2 separate regions of the Homo sapiens genome follow, and region 1 is linked to region 2. The links are chromatin loops, found by intact Hi-C in ENCODE. Cell type or tissue: IMR-90. All regions are shown on one strand. Links, peaks and the distances in the headings refer to the core of each region. The heading gives the core; the rest is flanking DNA. Region 1 overlaps SPRED1 (sprouty related EVH1 domain containing 1). Region 2 overlaps SPRED1 (sprouty related EVH1 domain containing 1).

Evidence for each region. A loop is a pair of places that touch in the nucleus more often than their neighbours do. Peaks named below come from ENCODE experiments on the same cell type or tissue, not always from the same donor. Only the 100,000 strongest peaks of a DNase experiment are listed, where the experiment ranks them.
Region 1: a loop joins it to region 2, with 2.5 times the contacts of the local background. A loop is called at or near these places in 24 of 110 quality-filtered maps.

The regions. Positions count from the first base shown.
Region 1 is chr15:38,313,822-38,326,611 of GRCh38, forward strand. SPRED1 (sprouty related EVH1 domain containing 1) reads left to right here. Exons shown (of 7, transcript NM_152594.3): 3 at 8,420-8,588; 4 at 10,942-10,988. Among named protein-coding and RNA genes, the nearest start is that of SPRED1, 67 kb to the left of the region's middle. In IMR-90, for the core only: no CTCF peak of the experiment used is centred there; a DNase peak (open chromatin) is centred at 6,540.
Region 2 is chr15:38,256,744-38,269,533 of GRCh38, forward strand. All of the region lies in intron 1 of SPRED1 (sprouty related EVH1 domain containing 1), which reads left to right. Among named protein-coding and RNA genes, the nearest start is that of SPRED1, 10 kb to the left of the region's middle. In IMR-90, for the core only: a CTCF peak has its summit at 3,483; a DNase peak (open chromatin) is centred at 7,458; H3K27ac peaks cover 138 bases.

The DNA.
Region 1 (12,790 bases), core at 1,786-9,785, 56 kb after region 2:
GATTTTCACTCTAAGCTTTTTAAACTACAAATTTCCTTTTTGGCTTCTTGTTTTGGATTGTTGCACTACACAAATTTTTATATGGAGTTAATTTCATTATCTTTTAGGTCTAAGGGTTTTCTAATTCTCATGCTGATTTATTTGATTCACTTGTCATTTAGAAGCAGGTGTAATTTCTTTCAAAAGAACAGGTATTTTAAACTAAAGTTGTATTGCATTATGTTTAGAGATGATAGCCTATGCAATAACAGTTATATTTGTCAAGATATATGTTATATTGTGGGTAAATGATTAATTTACCTAAGTGTTCCACATATTTTAGAAGAATGTATTTTTCAAGTAATTCATACAGGTTTCTGCATGTGTCCCATAGGTCAGATGTTTTAATGGTGATATTCAAATCTGCTTTATCTTTACTAATTTTGTGTCTATTTCATCTATCAATTATTGAGACATATATTCAGATATGTTACTCTGATTATAGATTTGTCAAGTTTTTCTTGTGTTTATTCTTGCCTAATAAAAATGTATGGATTATATTTCTACTAAGTGAACTTTATTCATTATACCTTTTAGCCTAAGAGTCCATTTTGCTTATTACTGTCAGCATCCACCACCTTTTCCCAATATTATAATGTCAAGTTTAATTCCAGCTGAACACTTTTTCATATCCTTGTAGTCATGTGAGCCTCCAGTTAAATTTTATTCCTCTATTGGTTGTTTGTTCTAATTTTTATTATTTGCACACATACGTGTATACTTTCTCACCTCATTTATTTAAGTAGGATCTAGGTAGAAGTGTGGGTTTATTGGAGTATGGGAACTGTAGATACTGGTGTTCCAGTTACTATCTTTTTGAGTGAAAATAAAATACCTATGTATGTCTGACTGTCAAATATTTGATCTCTTTTGTAACTTGCTGTTTTTTATATTAACTATTTAGTCATACAAAAATAATGTGTGTTAAAATAAAGTGCCATAATTATGAAAATATGATACCATTTTCTTTCCTTCTCTCCTCCTTTATTCCTTTTTTTCTCCCTCCTTCCCTTCCTTTTGTGGTAGCTGAAGGTAACGGAACTGCTATTGTGTGAGAATCACTGCCATTGCTGTTTCTGTTACTTTTATTTTTCAATGTCTAAAGTCCCACTCAGCTCAGAACACAGTGTTAAACACAAATTTATATTAATAGACAATTGTAAAAACATGTATTTGATAACATAATTCTATATAGAATGTCATAATGTATTTCTTAAAGGGTACAGGTTTTTATGTCATTCAGAAAATTAAAGTTCATTATAAGGGCAACTATTTGAGATATCAGTTATTGACTTTGGTTATCAAGTAATTTAATCTGAATTTGGAATTATTATTTTAAAAATGAAATTATTTTTCATTGGATTCAAAGGTATTTCAGAAAGTTACTAGTAAAAATTTTTATGTCTGGTTACCAAGCATACTACTTCTTAGATAACACTATTTGTGAACATATAATTATCTACTCGTAAGATAGCAACTACAATGTAGTACTTAGTAATTTAAAAGTATATATTTAATTGTACTCTCTTCTTCCAAATTATTAGTTGTTATTAGTGAAACAAAATGCACTTACACCCATTTTTGGCTTGGTCTATTTTAAATGCTTCTGGCATGCAACACAGTTATTTTACGATGGGAGTTTTGCTCTATATTTCCCAAAATAACTTGGAATAAGTCTTCAGAAGTTGTAGTTACTTAGTAATCACAGTTTCTCCCCTTTTTTCCCCCTCTGTAAATTCTCACCCTGGAACTTTTTTCAGATGAAGGAAAAGGGTTGGAGATTGAAGCATTTTTACAGCCTTTAGAATCCATTAACAAACTCTTCAGAATTTACTCACATAAGTTCTTTGAAGTGCTTAATAGTTGTATCTGTCACTCAAACACCTCTGTCTCCATACTCAAAAATCCTCTTCATAAATAATGATCTCCCATCCTCGCATAGCAAGTAACCTATTGTGGGGTAGTGGCATCACCTAGTCACCAACATCACCATCACTACTAAGATTTATTGAAGATTTACTATGTGTCGGGCAGTATTTTGAATACTTTATTAGTTCATCTAATTCTCAAAAGTCAGCTGGATGGTGAGTGGTAGAGACTGGATGGGACCCAGCAGGTCTTGGCTACAAAGCCTACAAGCTTAACTAATTACTCTACTGAATTCTTACACAGTAGTAACTGTTTTCTTCTTCCTTGGGAAGTGAATGTGTCATGTTCCTGGCCTGTTCTATTTTTCATAGCTTAATCATTTTATTTTGAACACTTTTCACTCATATAAAAATCAATTTTTGTTAAACACCTTCTTCCGCTGTCTCTTAACCTGGTGTAGTATAAGGAAACCGTTTGTTTTCCCTCTCCCTTCATCTGTATCAGATTTTAATAAATTTATGTCAACAGTATTTTCAGTTTTCTTGAAGTCCAGAGTTCACCTGTTTATCTGTTTATCTGTATTTTCGTAAATAACATCTGTTTAATGTTAACAGACAAAAACATAAAAAATAAAAATAGATTTTAAAAGTTATTTTTGTTACCACTGGATTGAAAGACTTTAAGATCTTCTTAAAATATCTGTGGTTCCAAAAATATTTACCTTGCTAGTAAAGAATTTAGACTTGTATGTCTTAAGCAACTTAGATTTGTTAAGATCTGTGTTGGAATGCAAAGTTGTGCTACCAAATACACCACATAACTGTATTTTCCTCCTTTATTATTATAGTCACTTTCCTAAAGCCGGCTCCAGCCAGTCTATTTGCAGCAATTATATTGTACTCCAACCTGGCCAGATCTGTTTGTAAAAGTCTGAATTTTTCTTCATGCAATCAGTATAAACATTTAAGTGCTTTTGAATTTGTTGCGGCTTTTTCTAGTTTACAATTTTCCATTATATGTTTTTTTTTTTTTTTTTTTTTTTTGGTTAATGTCTTTATTTCTAATCCCTGTGCATTTGTAGATGATGAAAAGTTCAAAAAGTTCTAGTACTAATAATAAAACATTAATTTGTTCTTTGTCAACCAGCCACATTTTTAATGGATCAGTGAAGGGTTATTCGTGTCATATTATTTTGGCATCATATTCTTTATAGTTATTCTTGTTGATTGAGTCCTACATTTAATATTTACTTTACAGTAGCTGTCTACACTTCTGATGTCTTTCCAGTTTATTAATATAAACTATATTTTGAGTAAAAAAGAGGGTGAGGCCACTGGTTGGCTTTTAAATTTATCTTTACTATCTATTTTATGAATGTCCTTCATTAATACGATGGGGACCTGATGAAATTCACACCCACAACTAATTAATACTAGCAAGAAGTTTATTCAGCTTTTAATTAGAATTAGGGATATATTCCAATAGACTGAATATTTTTAAGATTATGTTTTTAATAGCTTCTGGCAATGGCCTTTAGGATAGTCTTAACAAGACTTAGAATTATTTATTTCCTTTTGCACCATGTCTTGTCTTACAAAGAAGACAAGATGTTAATTGCCATTGGTAATTAGTCTAACTTCCTATTGGCCAGAAGTAATGTATCCCTTTACCTCATTTCTCCTACAAAGTAAATAATTCACTTGGTAATATGGCATTGGTTGTTTTTAATCTCTTGTCAAAGATGTAATTGCTATTTTCTACAGTTTGTTTGCTAATTATGCCAATCTCAAATATGGTAATTCAGCATTGAACTCTGCTTCCTGTATGATTGTTGTTACTAATATTACTATTATCTTAAGATACAGAATTAATACAGTGAAAACTACATTGGGCTAAAGTCAGAACTTAGTGTTCTGATATAGTTGAGAAGGGACGTGAAAATAGCCAGCAGAATTCAGTAATTTTAAGAATCCTCTAGCCCTTAAAATTATTTTTGCTTTTCAGGAATGTAGATTTAGTTCTCATCAGATGATGAGTAAACATCTTCTGAGGCATTCTTTTTTTCTGCTTTCTTTTTTTTTTTTTAACAACTTTCAACCCCATTGATTTTTTTTTTTAAGTTTGAAGTAGACAGTTGGTATCTGTCTCTGTTACTTAATCAAGGTGTACTATACATTGTGTTTAGTATGATGAAAGTACATTTTACAAAATGCTACTTAAAGTCAAAAGCAAAACAACTTTCTAATATATTGTGTCACTTAGATAAATAAGAAAATATTGTACATTGCATAGGGAACCTATGAGAATTATGTAAATGAGCAATAGACTGTTCTAGGAGGCATATCCTAAAAATTATCTACAAAGATGTTGGGTGATTGTGCCAATAGATTACCTTTTTTCTATTCCACTGCCTATTCCAAAATTCATTTTAGCAGCTACCATAGAAGTTTTTCCCTAAAGGATAATCAGTTTTATGGTACATTAAATATATAATGCCAACAGTATTTTCTCGTATTTTTATAGATAGACGTAAACAAGTTGAGATCTAGTTTATAATTAGTATGTTTTTGTACTGGTTGGTATGATATTTAAACTCAGTATTTTCATGACTTTTACGTGGAACACATTTCTGCATGGGTATTTATGTGAGTCAAAGAGCTAGTTCATTGGCCTCTTCATTTCCTCAGTGCATTTTAAAGCTCATTTTTATTGATTTATTTACAATTTCATCTTTTAGATTCAAGGGGTACATGTGCAGATTTTGTTACCTGGGTATATTGGGTAATGCTGAGGTTTGGGCAATAATGGATTTTGACACCCATGTACTCAATAGGTTTTGAACTCTTACCTCCCTCCTTCTCTTTCCCCTGTAGTAGTTCCCAGTGTCTATTATTGCCATCTTTGTGTCTATGAGTATTCATTGTTAGCTCCCTCTTATAAGTAAGAACATGTGGTGTTTGGCTTTCGGTTCCTACATTAATTTGCTTAGGATAATGGCCTCTAACTATATCCATGTTGCTGCAAAGCACATGATTTCATTCTTCTGTATGTCTGTTTAGTATCCCATGGTATATGTTTTATAAGTATATACATACCACATTTTCTTTATTTAATCCACCATTGATGGACACCTAGGTTGATTCCATGTCTTTGCTATTGTGAATAGTGCTTGAACTTATTTTTAAAACTACTTTTTCTGTGAGTGTTGGGAGGCTCTAAACAATAGATGCCATTTGAAGACAAGATTAGGGTAGATCACATTGAAATTTTATTTGAGAGTTAATAGTTGAAAATATTAATTTTGTAAAATAGAAGAGGGGGCTAATTCAGTAATATTTTCATGTATTAAAAATTAATTTGGTGTTATTATTATATATTAAAAAACTAGAATCAAACTGTTTTTATGTCTTCCCCTTTTTAACAATTCCAATTTAGCATTGTTTTACAAAATACTGCTTTTCCCACTGTTTATGAATATAGTATAAATGTTGCAGTAATTTATGACACTACCATTTACTTCCCCTTGAATTCTAGAACTTAATCGTGAATTGTTGTTGTTGTTGCAAAATGGTTGTAACAAATATTTAATAGTAAATCTGTGTAAAATGCTTTAGCAAAGTGCCGACTCAAAAAAGCTCTGGATACATGTAAATTATTTTCTTTTTTTGAGACAGAGTTTTACTCTTGCTGCCTAGGCTGGAGTGCAATGGCATGATCTCGGCTCACTGCAACCTCTGCCTCCCAGGTTGAAGTGATTCTCCTGGCTCAGCCTCTCGAGTAGCTGAGATTACAGGTTCCCACCACCACGCCCGGCTAATTTTTGTATTTTAGTGGAGACGGGTTTCACTATGTTGGTCAGGATGGTCTTGAACTCCTGACCTCAGTTGATCCACCCGCCTCAGCCTCCCACAGGGCTGGGATTACAGGCGTGAGCCACTGTGCCTGGCGGTTAATTCTTTTCTAATACACATAGAGTCATCAAAGTATAGGAAGCAAAAGTCTTGAGAGAATTTCACTGCATTGCCTATAAACGGGCAGGACTGAACCTTAGTCACATTTTTGGTTATTTCTGAATTAATAAAACTTACTACCAAGAATTATTATATTCAGTGGTATGCTGATAAAAGGTTTAACAATCAGCTTTCAAGAGGGGACACAAGTCAATGATTTATAGCATTTACATACCTCTACCATGGCTGCTTTTACTCAACATGCCATCATTGCATATAGCATTGGGAAGAAATGAGCAGCAGTGTGGCATTATATAGTATTTCCACCGTACAGATATGACAGACATAAACTACCTCAAGAACCTAGGTAATTGTAAAAATATAGTAAAATAATTAGGAACTGATGAGTTTTGTGTATTTATTATTTTATTTTTAATGCAATTTATTTCATTGTAGAGTTATATATTCTAGCTTTTAACAATGGCTTCCAAAATTCTTGAAAATTTAATATCTGGCTCTTGGGAGCCAGTATAAGCAGACTCTAGCAGACCTCCCCTCCAAAAGTATAAATTAGAGATTCCTAGTCCATGATCTGTGAATGAGTTCCTTGGGAAGTGCATAAAGCCTAAAAGATTTCTGAGGAGAAGTATTGGTTGAGTACCTAATGTTTGTCTGCCACTGTAGTTTAAGGATTTGGCAAACAGACAAAGACCAGCTCATGCAGGGCCTAGTAGGTCATAGTAAGAATTTTAGTCTTGAAAGCATTGAAAAGACATTGAAACTAGGGAGTGGTCCAGTAAAGTTGCTATTTTTTTTTAAGAAAAATTATTACTCTACCTGCAGAGTAGTGCAATTACTATTAGTAATTCACTACTACTAGTAATATCTGAGGGGATCATCAGCAGTGCATGGAAGAGATGTGCAAGTGATAATGGTGATTGGAAAAGAGTGGAGGTAATGAAAATACAACCTTTCACCAAATACCAGCTGAGCATTTATTATGTGTCATGTGCTACTATGGGTTTCATTTGAATTATTTTTAATTCTTTTCCTCCTGTTTTCTTATAGGGGATTCTTAAAATAATTAAGGTGTGTAGTTCTAGTCTTTTTATTAGATTAATTGCAAAGATCACTAATATATCCACTTTTGTTTTATTTGACAACTAACATATATTAAAAGCATACTGTGAATATGATGAAAGACAGGCCCAGGAACGAAAGACTGAAGAGACCTTATAACTGTCCTGGAATGGATCCTATACTGGAAGGATTTTTAAAATGCTCTAAAAGGTGTTATTAGTATAGTAGGCAAAAGTGGAACGTGGTCTATGGAACATGGTCTATAGATTAAAGTTCTGTGTTGGTTTTAAATTTCCTGAATGAGATCACCATACTGTGATTACATAAGAGAATAGTATTGCACTTAGGAAATATACTCAAGTGTGTATTAAAGAGCAGTAGAACATAATATATGTAACTCCTTTGAAATAGTTCATAATAAAGTAAATTAAATGTTTATACATGGATATATGTGGAGAGAATGTTAAAAATTAATGTGATAAATCTGGATAAAGGGAAAACAGGAATTTTCTGTGTTATTCTTGTTACTTTTCTACAAATTTGAAATACTTTCAAAATAAAAAATTTAAAAACCAAGGGTATATTGCTTCATGCATTGCATGAAGCTCTTAACATGAATGCACATTCGGTCATTCCACTCTAAGCTCTGGGATATTTTAGTACTGCAATTTCTGTTTTACAGATGAGTAAACTAAGGCTTCAAAAGTTAGGTAACTCACTTAAATGCATATTTTGAAAAAGTGGCCAAGTGTATTTGTTTTACTGCTGTGACCATTAAATCCTTACACAAAATATAAATACGTCTTTTAAGAAGTTTAGGAAAATGACTTTATTTTGTTTTGTTTTGTTTTTGAGACAAAGTCTCACTGTGTTGCCCAGGTTGGAGTGCAGTGACGTGATCTCAACTCACTGCAACCTCCACCTCCTGGGCTCAGACGATTCTCCTGCCTCAGCCTCCTGAGTAGCTGGGATTACAGGCATGTACCTCCACACCCAGCTAATTTTTTATATTTTTAGTAGAGATGGGGTTTCACCATGTTGGCCACGCTGGTCTCAAACTCCTGATTTCAAGTGATCCGCCCGCCTCGGCCTCCCAAAGTGCTGGGATTACAGGTGTGAGCCACTGCCCCCAGCCAAAAATGACTTTAAAAAGTTAAATTTCTATTATTACCAACCCCCTGCCTGTTTCCTGGAAGTAATTCCTGATATATTCCTCCAGAAATTTTGTATGCAATGGGAGTGTATATATGTGTGTATTCTTAAAATGGGAGTATAATAAGCATCCTGTTTATAATGTGCATTTTTTTATTCCATCTTAATCTCTTTATTGAGTGACTTTGTGAAGTAGACCACTTTATTTAAAATACTAAAAATTATTCATTAAAAAGTAATAGCGTTGTATCACCTCAGTTTGTATTTATGAGCTACATTAGATGCATTTGATATATGTATATTAATTTTTGGTATTTGGCTTTTGTCAGGTGGTTTTGGAATGTATGCTTAAAAAAGACCTCATTTATAATAAGGTCACTCCAACATTTCACCACTGGAAGATTGATGACAAGAAGTTTGGTCTTACGTTTCAAAGTCCTGCTGATGCTAGGGCTTTTGATAGAGGTATCCGAAGAGCTATAGAGGATATTTCTCAAGGTAGGTATTCTTGACTATTTTCTTAATTTATTTATCGGTTATATATAGTAGAGGTTATCTTTCTTAAAGTTGACCCAAAGTAGTTTTCACACTTTAACCATGTCAGCTTTTGTGATATGTGACCAGGCTTTGAAACCTCACAATAGATGAAGATAAAATAATAGATTCCTTAACGTGATTTGTATTTGTCACATCATAGTCTATGTCAATTGCATGTATTATCTTGAAGAGTCCATCAACAGCTGACTTCAGATAATTCAAATGTTTTAAAATAAGAGCTTGAAGGAAGAGGGAATAGAAATGTACAGCTGCGAGAATCCCAGTTGGTATTCTACTTGTGTATGTATGACACCAGTCACATCCTTTTTTTGGGTAATTATATAGAACTTGTAATATTCAAATGTATGTAGACTCTAGTTATTCCATGACAAAAGTCTTTACTTGATTGATTTCATTATTGAGGATTGGCAGAGACCACAAGCTCATCTATTCCTTTGTTATCTTGCCAGTCTATTAAAATTATTAACTCAAAAGCATACAGGTTTTGAAGGGAAGAATAATGTTTTTTCATGTAAGACTGGCTTATGCTTACTTAAACAAAAATCACATTAAAACCCATTTCTTCCCATAAAGGAAGAACTAAGACTTGATTTTTTTTTCTAATTAGGAGGAAAATTATTTCAATTTAACTAACTTTCTATATAAAGTAACTGAAAGTGTGCTAGACTACGTTGTGATTTGTGTTATTTTGAAGATGTCATTTTAATAAGAAAATCTGAAAACATAAACTGTGAGACCAGTCACAGGCAAGAACATGGAAATACATTGTACAAATCTGTTTTGATAGTGCATAAAACTGTAGTTAAGTAATTTATTTAGCTACTTTAAAAGATTAGAATTTGGTAAATGAGTAATTTTTTATTCTGATCCAGAAAAAATTACTATGAAGTAATAGTAGCCATTTTGTCTTTATTGTAAGACCCCATAAATTCTCCTTAGATCAGTGTTCTTAACCTTGGCTACACATTAAAATCACCTGGGAAGCTTTTGAAGCTTAAAATGACTAGTCTGCACTCCAGACCAATTGAATCTATCTGGGGAATAGAGTCGAGTCATCCCTTATTTTTCAAAAACTCCAAGAAAGTTCAAATATGGTGAAGAATTGTTCTCTAGTCAAGGAATTGTAATTTGAATTTGAAGAAAAAAAAATAAGAAACTTAAAAAAAAAAATACATGATGTTCTGTGCCTCATTCCACAGAGATTCTGATATATTTTGGTTTGACGCCATACTCTGGCATCAGTGTATTTTTTGACAATTCCTCAGTTGATTCTAACCTTTAGCCAGGTTTGAAGAACCAGTGCTTTAAAGAGAGAGAAAAATAGTATCCATGGCTGCTGGAATTTATATGATTTAAAGTTTTGAATTACTTTTAAGTTTATGCTCATGTACCATAACAGTATACCTCTTTCACTAGGATCAAACAGATTGGGTTTAATGTTTTAAAAAATGATTTATAAGGAGTAGCTTACAAACTTCTAGGTAGAGTAGACTACAGTACTTAGTCTGCCTTGTTATTTTTGAACATTAAAAAACATTAGCTAGCATTATTATCAGCTGCTATATAGACTTTCAACAATCTCAAATTGCTTTTACTCGACCTTCTGTGACAAAAAGATAAAATATGCTGCTCTTTCCAAAGGGCGCATTTCTTCTTATCTCATGCCTACTCCGTGCTAAGCTGTGCCTCTCAAGGGTAGCATGAACTAAGAGTACTTTGCTAGGACAAATCCTTTCTTATTAATTTATTGAAACTAAAGGTACTCTTAACAGCATGAAAATCTGTACAGAGACGTTGATGCAAAAAAGTCAGTAACAACAATTGGCCATTAACTGTCAATAGTGGATTAAAACTCATTTGTTTTCCATCTTAGCTAAAGCAACTAAAATCCTGGTTATGGGTACTAAATACTGTTTCCTGGGTCAAAGCATTTAGAAAAATTGAATAAATCACATCTTAGCATCACCAGAGCAATGTAATTATAATCTGCCTAGTAATTTTGAGTATTTGGGAGAAACTAGGGGCAGGGGTAGCTAGAGATAGTATACTTTCAGAGAAAACATCTCGTTAGTAAGCAGCTGGAAATTTACCTATAGAGGAGGGAAATAATTACATTATTCTCCATTATTCTAACAGGGGCAAATGCAAGTGGCCAGTACCTTAATTGCCAGGCAGTCCAGAAAGATCTCTGATTAGTCTTCTAAAGTATTATAATGACATAATCAATTAGTCATTAATACTGGACTCTAAGACAAAAATTCTATACTTAATTAACTTTTATCTATTTTCTTAGGATGCCCCGAATCAAAAAATGAAGCTGAAGGGGCAGATGACTTACAAGTAAGTAATGGCTTGGAAGGAATTTGTAAACATAAAGGATGTGGAAGAAATCACTAGCCTTATTCAATAAACTTATCAATTACTAAGAATATTTCTAAGACACTCTATTTGTCAGATTTCTCCAGAAGAAAAGAACCAATACAGGTTGAGCATCCCTCATCTGAAAATTTAAAATCTGAAATGTTCCAAAATCTGAAACTTTTTTTCTTTTTGAGACAAGGTCTTGCTATGTTGCTCAAGCTGGTCTCGAACTCCTGGGCTGAAGCAACCCACCCACCTCCCCACAGTGCTGGGATCATAGGCCTGAGCCACCGTGCCTGGCCCCAAAATCCGAAACTTTTTGAGTATGGACATGACACCTCAAGTAGAAAAAATTTACACTTGACCTCATGTGATGAATCACACTAAAAATGCAGTCAGAATTTTGTTTCATGCACGAAATTATTTAAAATCATGTATAAAATTACCTTCAGCCTGTGTGTTATAAGGTGTATAAACATAAATTTCATCTTTAAATTGGGTACTATCCTTAAGATGTCTTATTATGCACATACAAATATTCTGAAATTTGAAACAGTTCTGGTTCCAAGCATTTCAGATAAGAGATATCAATCTTTATATAGAAAGTAAAGTTTCTGGGGTTTTTTTTTTCTTTTTTAAGGAAGTGGTTCATAAGATTGTGGGCTGGGTTGGCAGAATGGGCAGGCACGCTGAAAATTGGCACAAGTTGATGTTGCAGTCATGAGAAGGCCGAATTCTATTTTCTTCAGAGGACCTCAATCTTTTTTCTTATGCCTTTCAACTAATTGCGTGAGGTCACCCACATTATGGAGGATGCCTAACTGCCATATTAAAAGGACATTCAAGCAACACTGTGTAGATATTCATGTGGTGAGGAACTGAAGCGTTCAGACAATAGCCATATTAGTGAACCACCTTGGAAGCAGGTTATTCAGCTCCAAGCAAGCCTTAATAGATGACCAGTTGTGGCATGTTTTCATTGCAACCTTATGAGGAACCCTGAGCCAAAACCATCTAGTTAAGCTGCTCTTGAATTCCTGGTCAACAGGAATTGTGAAATAATAAATGTTTGTTATTTTAAGCCACTAAATTTGGGAATGATTTTTGACTAATGCAGATTCTGAAGACCTGAAAATGGAGTGCTGCTGTAACAAATACTAAAACATGGGAATGACTTTGGACTCAGGACTCAGACAGTAAATAAAAGCTGGAAGGTCTTTGAGGCGAGTTTTAGTGAAGTTCCGAAGAGACTTACTGGAAGCTTGAAGATCTTTGGATAGAGCGTCAGTGAGGGCTTAAATGAAAATGAAGAAAACCATATTGGAAAATGGAAGAAAGGGAATGTTTATTTAGTGGCTGAAAGCTTAGCAACAATGTCATGGCAGTAATGTGGGAGGCAGAAAATGTACCTAATGTACTGAGTGGTTAAGCTAAGGAGTTTTCAAGCAAAAGGTTGAAGCTGTTTGCCTGATTTCTTCTTACTGCTTATGATAAACAGTAAATGAGAGAAGTAAGCTAAGGAAGGGCTCCTAAACAAAAAGAACCCAGGGCTTTGCTGGTTTTGAGAATTCTCAGTTTCTCAGTATGTCAAATGGCTAAGATTAAGAAATGGCTTCTAAGCAAAGATCAAATCCAGGGCCTTCTTAGAAAAGCATTGTCTAAGGATGTGAGTGTAAATTCCTTTGTTAAGACCTCAGGAGGATTTAAGATGAACCTCAGAGAAACTTTCGATTGAAGTAGTAGGTCCTATACGAAGTGTAAATGTATGTCACTTAGCAGAA
Region 2 (12,790 bases), core at 2,948-10,947:
AGTTATTTTTGATAAGTGTAAATAAACATATGTTCACCCCATACATTTTACGTATGTATATGTATGTACACACACACACATATATATATATATAAAATTGGAAAACATTCTAGAAATAAATGGAAGCACTGGAAAGCTGTGTAATATTAAGCCATCTAATGTTTGTTTATATAGATGTGGTGTATACATAATATAAAAATTTGCTTATTATTCAGTTGGCCTGTGTAAAAATCAGCTAAATGACTGCATACTTGCTTCAACTTAATTTCCCTCTGCTTTCTCACTTAAAACTTTATGATCCTGAATTATATATTTTAAACACATTATGATACCATACCTAGAATTCCTCTCCTTACAAACTTTTGTAAATTTGTCATTTTTCCCCAAAAGACCTTCTCTCTTCCCCTCTTTCAACACTCTGTCCCTCTATGTTGCCTCTGTACTTCGTACATATGTATATTAGTTTTAAAATCATATAATATTGTGATTATTTACTTATTTCTATGACCGCTATTCTGTAATTCCCTACTTTTGTTTGTATGCCTAGCACAGTGCTTGATGGCAAATGCTCTACAAATGTGGTTGAATTAATGGAGCCTCATTACCTCATTTTTTTGTTTTCTCTGAATTTATGCATTTGAGATCATTAGCTGTATTAGAAAAAAAGGCCGAAAAAGAGTATGGGAAAAGTAAATTATTACCCGTTTAAGAAGGCTTACCTTTTTTTTTAAGAAAAGACAAAAATTGGCCTCATTTTTGACATGTTTTGTTTCTGCAAGTTTGAGAAATAACTTAGATCAGGCTTAAAAACTGTCCTAAAGTGCTGTTGGGATGTTTGGATGTGCTTGGCCTCTGAGTTATGTGGTGTATCTGAAGACCCGTGTTATATCCACAAGAAGGTAGACATTTGTGTGTCTGTCTTTTTTGGCATAGGAAGCTCAAAATTTAGGAATATGTATCTCCAGCTGTTTATCAGTTTTAAGTCTTTAAATTGCTCTCCCTTTCCCCCATGGTTCCACATTAGTGCCAAGGGTGAGGAACTGACTAGGGATAAAGAAGTGAAATTGATCAGGAAAGGGTAAACAGCAGCAGATTCCGTGATTTTATACTGCAGCTGTTGGTGACTGAGAACTGCCTAAGGGGAAAGTGTAACAATTTAGCCTTTTCTCTGGTGTTGTATAACTTGAACTTGACTAGTCTTACCCAGTTTGGGGAAATGATTGGTAAAGACAAGCCTGCTTTTCTTCTCCATCTTTCAGTAGGAACAGGAACGACATTAAAAATGCCAATTTAAAAAATGCTTCACCCCATGTAAGAGTAGTAGTTTATTTCAGATAATGTACAAAATGATCTCTAAAGTGAGTAATAATTTATTTGCAATTCTGCCATTAAATAACAGCTGCTAAAATTTTGGTCTACATGGAAACCTTTCTTATGATGTTGGTGATGAAACATATTCATTTATTAGATTTTTACTGTATGCCAAGCACTGTTATAAATGCTTTATGAAAGCATTATGTAGTTTATATATATACATGTGTTTCTTCTCAGTGGAATGGAATTGCACAGTGGGTACAATTGTAGCTTAATGTGAATATTTTCTTAAGTCGTTAAATATTCTAGAATATAATTTTTAGTGGCTACATTATGTTCAGTGTATGATATACATTAGTTGTAATCAGTCTCCTATTGTTGGATATTTTAGTTATTTTTAAACAATGTTGCATACCATCCTGAGTTCTGTCTCCATCCAGATCTCTTACTTTTCCCTTGAGATAGTCTAAGAATGGAGTTAAAAGAGAGGAAAATATTTAATTTTATTCTTTCTGTTAAATTGCCCTCTAGAAAAGAAGTATTTAGTATATGAGAGTGCTTAAACTTTGAAATGTCTGTACAGTTGTCTGAATTTTTCTTTGCCAATTTTGAAGGTAGAAAATGAAGTCTTATTTTTTAAATGCTTTATGGTAAAATAAAATTGATTTAAAAACTTATTAGGTTGTTTTGCGGTAACTAGAATGTTTTTAAATGCTATATTATAAATAGAATTTAAGTGCTCATGTAAAAGCCATTTGTACATCATTTATTTAACTCTTACCATCTTCTGTGCAGTATGGTATAGTCTAAAGAACACTGGACTTGAAATTGGGAGATGGATTTCTTTTGTAGCTATTTTTAATTTATTCTCTAATCCTGGGCTCTGTAGGCCTCAGTTTGCTGATTTATAAATTAAAGAATTTGGACTAAGCATCATATGTGCCCTTCCTTTGTTGATGGTGTATGATTTAGACTTTGTTAATTTTATTATATTGTTATTTTTGACATACTTAAACAAAAGACTTAAGAGTAGAAGTGGTAGGAAGATTAGGTAAAAGCATGCATTTTGAACAATTAAGATACAAAATTTGGAAACAATTGGTATATTAATAGTCTTTTAAGACTTACTTTGGGCTTAATAGCCATGTATCTTTGATGACACAAAATTTTGTACTACTCAATTTTGTTTTTTATGTATTTATTTATTTTAAAGAGGCAGGGTCTTGCAGTGTTGTCCAGGCTGGAGGGCAGTACAGTGGTATGATCATAGCTCACTGCAGCCTTGAACTCCTGGGTTCAAGTGATCTCCCACCTGTGCCTCTTAAGTAGCTAGGACGACAGGTGTGCCACCACACCTGGCTAATTTTAAAATTTTTTGTGGTGATCGGGTCCTGCCCAGGCTGGTCTCAAATTCCTTGGCTCAAGTGATCCTCTTGCCTTGGCCTCCCAAAGGGCTGGGATTACTGGCATGAGCCACCATGCACAGCCCTCATTTTAAAAAAGAGAAAAAAAGTATGGCCTCCATCTGTGGATGAATAAGTAAACAAAGGCTATTGGGCTTAAACACCAACTTGATTAGTTCTACAAGGAATATGCTAACAAGATACCAGTCTTTATGCTTTACTTACAGAAGTAAGTTTTTTACTAGGTCACTTATACAAATCAGTAATGTAACACTAGGGGATAACTGTATATTAGTTTAAGAAGTTAACTCAGGTAATGAATTTTGTTATTCTTTAATGTTTAGATTTATGATAAGTATTATGTCATAGCTGCATCTCAGAATCCAGAACCAAAATTATTACATATCTGTGAGATTGTGTTTTTGCGATACTCAGAATGAAAAACAGTTCATTAATAATGGATTTCACGCTAAGGTATTATGTTGCTGTAGACAAAGCATTCTTAAAATTCAGAGTGTTTGCGGGCTTGAAGGAAAATGTGACGTTCTTACTAATCTCAACCTGAACATTCATAATTAAAGGAAGTGTTAACAAGCTATGACAGTATTAGAGGTACTTGTGACAGCAAATGTGTTAGTTTTTATTGCTGCTTTAACAACGTACTACAAATTGGGTGGCTTAAAAAGCAACAACAAGTTTATTGTCTCACAATTACTAAAGGTCCAAAATCAAAAAGTTGGCAGGGCCATGTTCCCTCTAAAACCAGTAGGGGAATCCTTTCTTTTGTCTTCCTTGCTTCTGGTGGTTGTTGGGAACCTTTCACATTCCTGAGCTTGGAGCTGCATAATTCCATGTCTTCATCATCACATGGCGGTGTTCTCCCTGTGTGTTTCTATCTTCATTTGAGTGATACCAGTCATTGGATTAGGAGCCTACCCTACTGCAGTATGACCTCATCTTAACTAATAAGGTCATGGGGCTAGGACTTCTACATGTATTTTGGGGGAGACACAGTTCAACCCATAACACCAATAGAAACTACGGATTTTTTTTTTCTTATAGCACAATTGCTGTTAGCTGTTACAGCTATCTTGAAATACCATTTATAGTCATCACTAATTTGAAATTATTATAGTTATTAAAGCTATTGCTAGAGCATATATTTTAAAGTGTTAATAAAGAACCGCATTATTACCATATCAAAATGAAAAATATTTCAATAACTATGTCAATATAATTAATTTCTTTTGTAATACTGTGTATGTTGTTTTAGGCCCCTAATATTGTTCTGAGAAAGGGGTCATAAGCTTTACCAGGCTGCCAAAAACATCCATGACACAAAAGGCTAAAATCTTCTGCAATGGACAGAAGCCCAGAAGCCTGAACCCAAAGATAGAGATATAAAATAGGAAGAGTAAGAAACATGAGGATAAGATGAGTAACTCCAACATACAGCTAACAGTTCCAAAAGAAGAGAATAGAGGAGACGAAATATTACAAATAGTGGCTGCAAATTTTTAAGAACTAGCAAATCAAACCTCACTCAGCGAACTAGAACAAAACAAAGCCTCACAGTCAAATGGGGTTTATCTTGAGGATGTAAGAATGGATCAACATGAGAAAAGCAGTGCATTTTATCACATTTGAAGATTAATGGAGAGAAATGATACGATCTTAATAAATGCCAGAAATGTCATTTAATCTCTGCCCATAATAAAGTAAATGTTCATAAATATAGAGACAAATTATTTTTCTGCTCTCTAGAATTTCAGATTTTTAATTTTTCTGATTTAAAACGAGGGTGTGGGATTTACTTAACTTTGGGATTTTAGTCCAAGAGTTCTAGAATCATAACTGATTTTTTTGTACTTCTGAATTAATATATCATTTCTGTTACTCAGATGTAGGATTGACTGGTGGAAATTGCCTTGTGTCTGAAATTTCTGAATTACCTTGCAAGGCATTTCTTTCTGTGTTTGGAGAGCAAAGAATAACCTTTAGTAAATTCAAGAGTAATTGGAATTAAATTTCAGCCTAATATCAGTTTAATAATTTTATGTCTAAATTTAATCTGTATGACAGGAGTTATAATTTGTTTTTGTTTTTGTTTTTGTTTTTTTAATTTATTTTTTAGACGGAGTCTTGCTCTGTCTCCCAGGCTGGAGTGCAGTGGCGCCATCTCGGCTCACTGCAAGCTCCGCCTCCTGGGTTCACGCCTTTCTAACAGGAGTTATAATTTGGATAAAGGCCATTATGAACTTGGAATGTGGAATGTAATTCTTTTTCCTGGTAGTATTTAGTGATACTATTGCATGTGATTAAACACATTTTGCTTGAGCTGTTCATGTAGTTAGGAATTACATTCACAAATACAGTGTTTTTTAATGACTTCTATATATTAGCATCCCGTGGCAGGATTGCCAAAAATTTAGATAAAATTTAGTGAGTTGTGTCTTTTCTGATGCCACTTTTTCAAAGTTACTGTAACTTTTACCACTTCAGAGTGTTTTTATTCACTTCAGCACAGTCACCAAACTCTTTTTTTTTTTTTTTTACTGTTTTATTGTGTTATTTTTATACTGTGAGATTGGGGAGTTCTGGGGTTTCCCCCCTTAATATGTAAAAGCAGTATTAAACATTTCAGAATTTTAGTTGCTGGATTATATATATTGACTTTTTACACTTTCAGGATAGATTTGAACAGGGACCATTAATAACTTTTTCCTAAAGAAATTCAGTTCAGTGGCATTTGAATGAGTGCTTACTAGGCACTTGACTTTTGCCTTAGCTTTGGAGATACAAAGATAATTAAAACTTTAAAATCGCTATCACAGTCCACAAGGGAAATAGATACTTCTGAAATGTGATGGGTGTTCTGGTTATAAAGTTCTTCAAGGCTCAAGGAGAAAGTGATTCTACCTGGGAGTTGGTGGCAGGATGGTGACTGTGTGAAGGAAGGCTTCAGGAAAGAAGTGGCATTTTAAGAGTCAGCCATGAATGAGAGCATGGAATGGGGGAAGGGTATTCCAACCAGGAAGAGAGGGGGCAGAAGACAAGCACAGAAAGAAGAAAAAGTTGGAGGAAAGGCAATACCTTTTTGGATACAGTTGTTTGGAGGAGTTGTTAAGGAAAGTGTTGAGGGACCAGATTGTGAGTAGTGTAGATTTGTGCTTACCTGTATATCACCAACTGTGGGGCAAGGGATGGTGGCTAGGCCTAAAATATGAGACACAATATGAGCATGGCAGAAGCCCCTGGAAATCAGTTTTTCTTGAAAAGTTGAATATTTATCTGACTGGTTAGTAATAAGATGAATTTTGAACAGAGTTCCCATTAATTTTATAGATGAAACACCGAAGAGTTGAAAGAAAATTTGTTCTTTGAGCTACCTTCCCTCCTCACCACAACTATCTTTAGTCAGTAAGGATACTTAATGAGAGACACCAGGTGAAGTTTTCATCATGTAGACAGTGGCGACTCAGTATTTTAAGTGAGGGAATGATAATCCAATTTGTGTAAAGCAGGGCTTCTTAGGACAGTTGACTGGAGGGAGAAGAAAATGAACTTCAGTTGATGAGGAAGAATGTAGTAAGACAACAAAACAGAGCTGGGAATAGAGCATTTGGAACTATTGGGGACTCATATGAGAAGAAATTCAAATGTCCAACGATTATTTGACTGAATGTGAAGGAAGGAGTAGGAAGGTTGTGGGATGACTTGAACATTTTAAATTTAGGCCGCTGTAATGCTTTTAAATGAAGGTGGGAATAGAGATGAACCCGGTTTTTTAAATGGGAAAATAACCCAGTTTTGATCTTTTTTAGTCTGGGTGCTTACTGGATGTCAAGGTAGAAAGTGTCCAACAAGGTGCTTTAACTATAGGTTGAGTTCTCAAAAAGGTTAAGAGGGTAGAGTTATAGTGACATCTTCAGCATATATAGTAGTTGAGGCCAGTGGAAAATTTCCCATTGAGAATATTAAGTAATAATGGAAAGATGACAAGTGAGAAACAGCAGTGTTTTTAAGGGAGAGTAGAAGAAAGAAGAGACGCCAAAAGACGGAAGTGGCTTAAGTGGTAGGAGAGCTCTGAGAGGAAAGTATTTTAGAAGCCAAGGGAAAAAGGAGTATTGAGAAAGCGTTAGATATCACAGAAAAATTAGATTGGTGATTTCTAAGACAAGGATATAACCGTTAGGATGTCATTGACCTTTGTGGGAGTAATAATGGGGACAGAAGTCAGGTTTTGCTATAGGTTGAGGGTGTCCAATCTTTTGGCTTCCCTGGTCTACTTTGGAAGAATTGTCTTGGGCCACCTATAAAATACACTAACACTAAAGGTAGCGGATGCGCTAAAAAAAACGAATCACAAAAAAAATCTCATAATGTTATAAGAAAGTGTACAAATTTGGGTTGGGCTGCATTCAAAGCCGTCCTGCCACATGCAGCCCATGGGCCGCGGGTTGGATGAGCTTGCTGTAGATTAAAGAGAAAATAAGAAGTGCTGAAGCAGAGAAGTCATAGAGTAGATGCTAGTCATTTAGGGCGAAGTTAGTAGTTGAAGTTTATTTGTTGGCTCATGTCAGTAGTGGAGAAGAAGAGAAAGAAAGACTTAAGGAATGGCATAATGGATGGAGCAAGGCCTAGGACAGTCTATCAAATTGTTTTACTGGTTGTCACACACTGTTAGATTTAATCCTTCTAAAGATCATGTGAGCTAAGTATCCATAGTTTACAGATGAGATAACTGAGACTCATGAAAGGTTTAGTAACTTGCCATGGCCACGCAAGAGAGTAAAGTGGTAGAACTGAGATTCAAACTGCACAGTATTTATACCACACTGTACGTCATATACTTTATTGACAGACTAGATTTTAAAGAAAAAATTAGCTTGAAGTGGTAGATTGACACATAGAACTGATAGCTGTTTTGAAGAACTGCAAGTTTTGGTAAAGTTAAAGAGCTTGTAGAGTGTAAGTGGGAAAAATGGAAAGACAAAGAGATTTTGATCATAGAACAATGGCTCCAGAGTGATGACATGTGAGGGAAGATTAAAGTAGAAACAGGGATGAAGGTTATTGGAGAAGCCAGGATCTGCTAAAATGTTTTTTTTAAAAAAGAGTGAACAGTATGGATGTTTGGATAGCTAGGGTGGTATCAGGAGTTGAGGTGGAGAGAAATCCTAAGCCAGTGCCAGTGTATTTAATGTGAGTGTGGGTTGAGTGACTTAGAGTGCTGGTATCACTGTTGCCACCTCCCTCTGCAATCAAGAGAGACAGGGGTAAGGATTTTGGAATTGGAGGTTGAAGAAAAGGGTATTGGGGAAGAGGATAAGAAAAGGGAAGGGTTTAGCTGGGAAGATTTGAGAGTATTTGCAATGATAGGATGTCATGTAATAATGGTCCTATCAGGAACGAGTGATTCTGAGAATTAGCAAGTAGAGGGGAAGAGAGACATGTAAATAAACTATCCAAATTAAGGTCTTATTAAGAACTTTACGTTTTTATGAGAGGCAAACCAAGATGTTGACTGATATTGCAGGGTTTTATCCAATACATTATATTGTCATTTATGGGATTTTGTAGCCTTTGGGTTCTCCATTCTTAATGTGGTTAGAGAAGCCCTTTCAAATAAAAATTTACTAATTTAAATTTTACAGTTAACCTGGTGTTCACAACTAACATAATCCTGGGGTTACTGCTGACTGTAGCATTAAGACATTGGCAAATAACATAACCTGTCTTTGTCCTTGCCTTTTATCTATAAAACCAGGATAATATGTCCCTACTTCAGAGGGATACAACCTCTGAATGTAACCTCTCTCCCTACAATAACATTTTTTGATTAGAGATAAAAGAATATTAAACAGAACTTTTAGTTCTTCAGAAGGAAGGTACTATGTTTATAAAATAATCAGTGCTCATTTTCATTTAGCCTGAAGGTGGGGTCGCTTTTTAAAAAGGATTATTAACCTACTAAGAAAAATTGTGTTTCATTTTAAATGTTAGAAAGCAACTTTTCAGAAAAACTTAAAATCTAAAAATTCCAACATTAGAAAAAAATTTATATTGTGAAAATTTTCTTCCATGTTCTGGGCAGACTGAAGAGGTAGATGTAACTAGTCTTGAGTAGGTTAATAAGACAAACAACTAGCTCTAAGTAGTTTTTTTTTTAATTTTTAATACAACTATTTAGTTATAAAAGGAGTATATTTCTAGAACTTATTAAAATAATTTTAATACCTGAGCACAGTTTGGAAGTCTAAGTAGATTCGGTGTCTTGCCATCATTTTTAATGGAAAAAAACATCTTACAGTTCAATCCAGGAACTTTCAAATATTGTTGTATGGCAAGCAGAAATCTATTTTCGTGGGAGAGAATGGGAGAGGAAGATTTTTCAGCTTAGGGGAATTATTAAGTTATTAAAGGTTTAGAATTTAATTTTTTTGCAGCTGTAATTAAACTAAGATTCCTATTAGATGGACGCACTATTTCTGCCAGCTAGAAATTCATTGTTCTTGATTTAGTCTGTTAACTGTAATTTGGACAGCTGATGGTCTGTATGCTCATGTTTAGTTAAGTTTTATGGTCATTAAAAGCTAAAGCAAAAATACGTTTACATTTTGCTTTAGCCTGATGTTTAGTCCTAGCATTCTGAAAAAACTGTATAATTTGTTAATTCAAAAATAATTGCCTTGGACACATAATCAGAAACTTGGTTTAGGAATGAGTTATGTATGAATCAAAATCTTAAATGAGCATAAATCAGGGACTTAAAAATATGATGAAGAATGCACATACTTTTTCTCTTGATGAAGGTTATTGGATCCAAAAATCAAACTTAATTAACTTAGTAACAGTTAAGAACATATAACAGCCTTAAATGATGTATCAAATTAGGGCCAGGCACGGTGGCTCATGCCTGTAATCCTAGCACTTTAGGAGGCCGAGGTGGGCAGGTTGCCTGTGCTCAGGAGTTGGAGACCAGCCTGGGCAACATGGCAAAACCCTTTCTCTACTAAAAATACAAAAAAATTATCCAGGCATGGTGGTGCATGCCTGTAGTCCCAGCTACTCGGGAGTCTGAGGCATGAGAAATGCCTGAACCCGGGAAGCTGAGGTTGCAGTAAGCCAAGATCGTGCACTGTGCTCCAGCCTGGGCAACAGAGTGAGACTCTGTCTCAAAAAACAAACAAACAAACAAACAAACAAACAAACAGGATATTCTTCAACTTTGTATTATCATTTTTAAAGAGAAGGAGAGTGGCGAGAGATGGATGAGACAGACTGGCTTCTAGCCACCTTAGTTTTCCTTAGCAATGTTTCCTAGTCTTGATACTTGAAGAGCAAGCAAACTGAGCTTCTAAGTGAGCCAAAAAGAAAAAAAAAAAATTATTGGATGTTGTATATAGACTCTACTGCTTTTGAGTCCGAACTGTGTTTTGTGTACTAGGCCCTAGCATATAACACATAAGAAGCATAATTTGACTTACAATTACTGGCTAATAGCAGATCATCCAATTTTTGCATTTACCCTATCTCAGATTTAGTCAGGTGGTATAAGGAAAAAAATGAAAGTAAGCTAAAATCCTTTAGGAAAACAATGAGCAATAATTACATCAAAAGAAATCAACTAAAAACCCAGCACAGCTTTCAACTGCATCTAGTTCCATACACATTTTTGCTTGTGTACATACACATATTATTTACCTGATTAAGTATATCACCTGATATACTTAATATAAAGACTTAGGCGTATATCTAGTTTTTAAATAATCATTTTAGTACTGTAATATTTCACATTGTTTTACCAAAAGTTTACCTACTTGTTATCTCTTTAAAGAACACTTTAGGTTTCCAGCTCTTTGCTATTACAAATAACATTTTTAAGGAGCATCTTTTTGCATATAAATATTTTCTTCTCTTTAGTAAAATTTCTTAAGATAAATTTACAGGAGTGGGATAAGTGTGTCAAAGAGTACAAGTGGTTTTTTAAAATTCTTAATATGAACTGCCACTTCTGAAAATTCACATTTTTTTCTATCGTGGATTATTTGTAATGAAATTTGTTCTTAAATTTCTTAGATTCCTTTTTTGTTCTTTGGTACCTTGTGGTTTTATGTAGCTCTCAGTACATAATTAAATGACAGCTCATATATGAGTAAGTAACAGCATTGGCCTAAAATCATTTCATGCATTTAGTCTTTATAATAACCATGTAAGTGTTTGTTATAATGTTACTACTCCCATTTACAAAGCCAAGGAAACTGAGGTGCAGGAAAGTTAAATGACTTGGCAAAGATTACATACTTGGTAAAGTCTTATGATTCCAAAGCCTATGCCCTAAAACAATGGCTTTCAGACTTTTTGACTGCATCACAGTAACAAACACATTCTGCATTTTGACACTTTGACATCAGCAGTGTACATACACGCACGTATGCCCATAGGATATACATATGAAAAGATTTAGTGTTTAAAAAGCTTTCCATCTTTTCCTAATACACATAATTAAAAACATTTCATATTGGGAAAACAACTGTCCTAGTGATTAGAATTCAGTGTTCACATAACTCTGAGTTAGTTTACTGGATTTACAAATAATTATATACTTATAAAAGATTAATTTGCAATACATTGCTATATCATTTGGAGCACTTCAGTGAAGACATCTGAAAAAGCAATGATGTAATAACATTTGCTGTCTCTACTCTAGCTACAGCAATTCAATTCTGAATTCTTCTGCAGTCCCTCACAGCTCAGCCTTGAAACCCACTCTTGTGAGTATCCTATGCCTTTTAGTATTATCTCTTATTTTCATGAAATAAGCTGAACATAAATGTGAATCTTCACTACCAACACGGAGGTACATCCTTAGAGGAGAACAACATCCCAAATACTTCACAGTAGTTTAGAACAGGGAATTTTTCAATGGCAATGGGTCTCCATCAGCATTATGTTTCCATGTAGAATGGAATAGAATACCAAAGTCAGCCTGTGTGTTGTCACAGTAAGTCTAAGTTGTTTTGTGAAAAGTTATGTGTGTGCGTGATACACTTACCCTTGTGACTACCAGTCATTCCCAAACAAATTCACAAGGATGTTGAGACCATGTAGGGGGTGGGGGAATAGCCTAAACATTTAAAAGTGACCAGGGTATAGTAAATGATAAATCATCATACAGGACCCATCATTTAAAAAGATATTGTTAATACTGTGTTATTTGAGCATACTTTCCTTATTGCTTTATGTTAATGAAAGTAAGGTAATTAAAAGATTTTTCACAGGTTGTGTTAAAAGTGTATGGCTTCAGTCTCTTAACCTTGTTTTCTAAGTTTTTACTGTTCATTCCTTAATAGTAACCATATCATCTTAGTTGGAGAGGGATTCCTATCTACCTCAGTACATTTTCAGTCTTTGAAATCATCAGATTATAAAGGAGTTGTAGAAACAGAAATCATATTTATAGTACTAACTTTTTTCTTTTTTTTTTTTTTTTTTGAGACAGAGTCCCGCTCCGTCGCCTAGGCTGGAGTGCAGTGGCGCGATCTCGGCTACTGCAAGCCCCGCTTCCCGGGTTCACGCTATTCCCCTGCCTCAGCCTCCTGAGTAGCTGGGACTAAGGTGCCCACCACCATGTCTGGCTAATTTTTTTGGTATTTTTAGTAGAGACGGGGTTTCACCGTGTGTTAGCCAGGGTGGTCTGGATCTCCTAACCTTGTGATCTGCCCGCCTCAGCCTCCCAAAGTGCTGGGATTCCAGGCGTGAGCCACCGCACCCAGCCAGTACTAACTTTTTTTTAAGAGACAGTGTCTCTCACTTTGTTACACAGGCTGGAGTGCAGTGGCACAATCACAGCACGCTAACCTCGAACTGTCAGGCTCAAGTGATTAATCTGTCTCAGCCTCCTGAGTAGCTTGGACTACAGGTGCCTGCCGCCATGCCCAGTAATTTTTAAATTTTTTTGTAGAGACAGGGTCTTGATTTTGTTGGCCAGCCGGGCTGGTCTCAACTCCTGAGCTCAAGTGGTCCTCCCACTTCAGCCTCCCAGAGTGCTGAGATCACAGGTGTGAGCC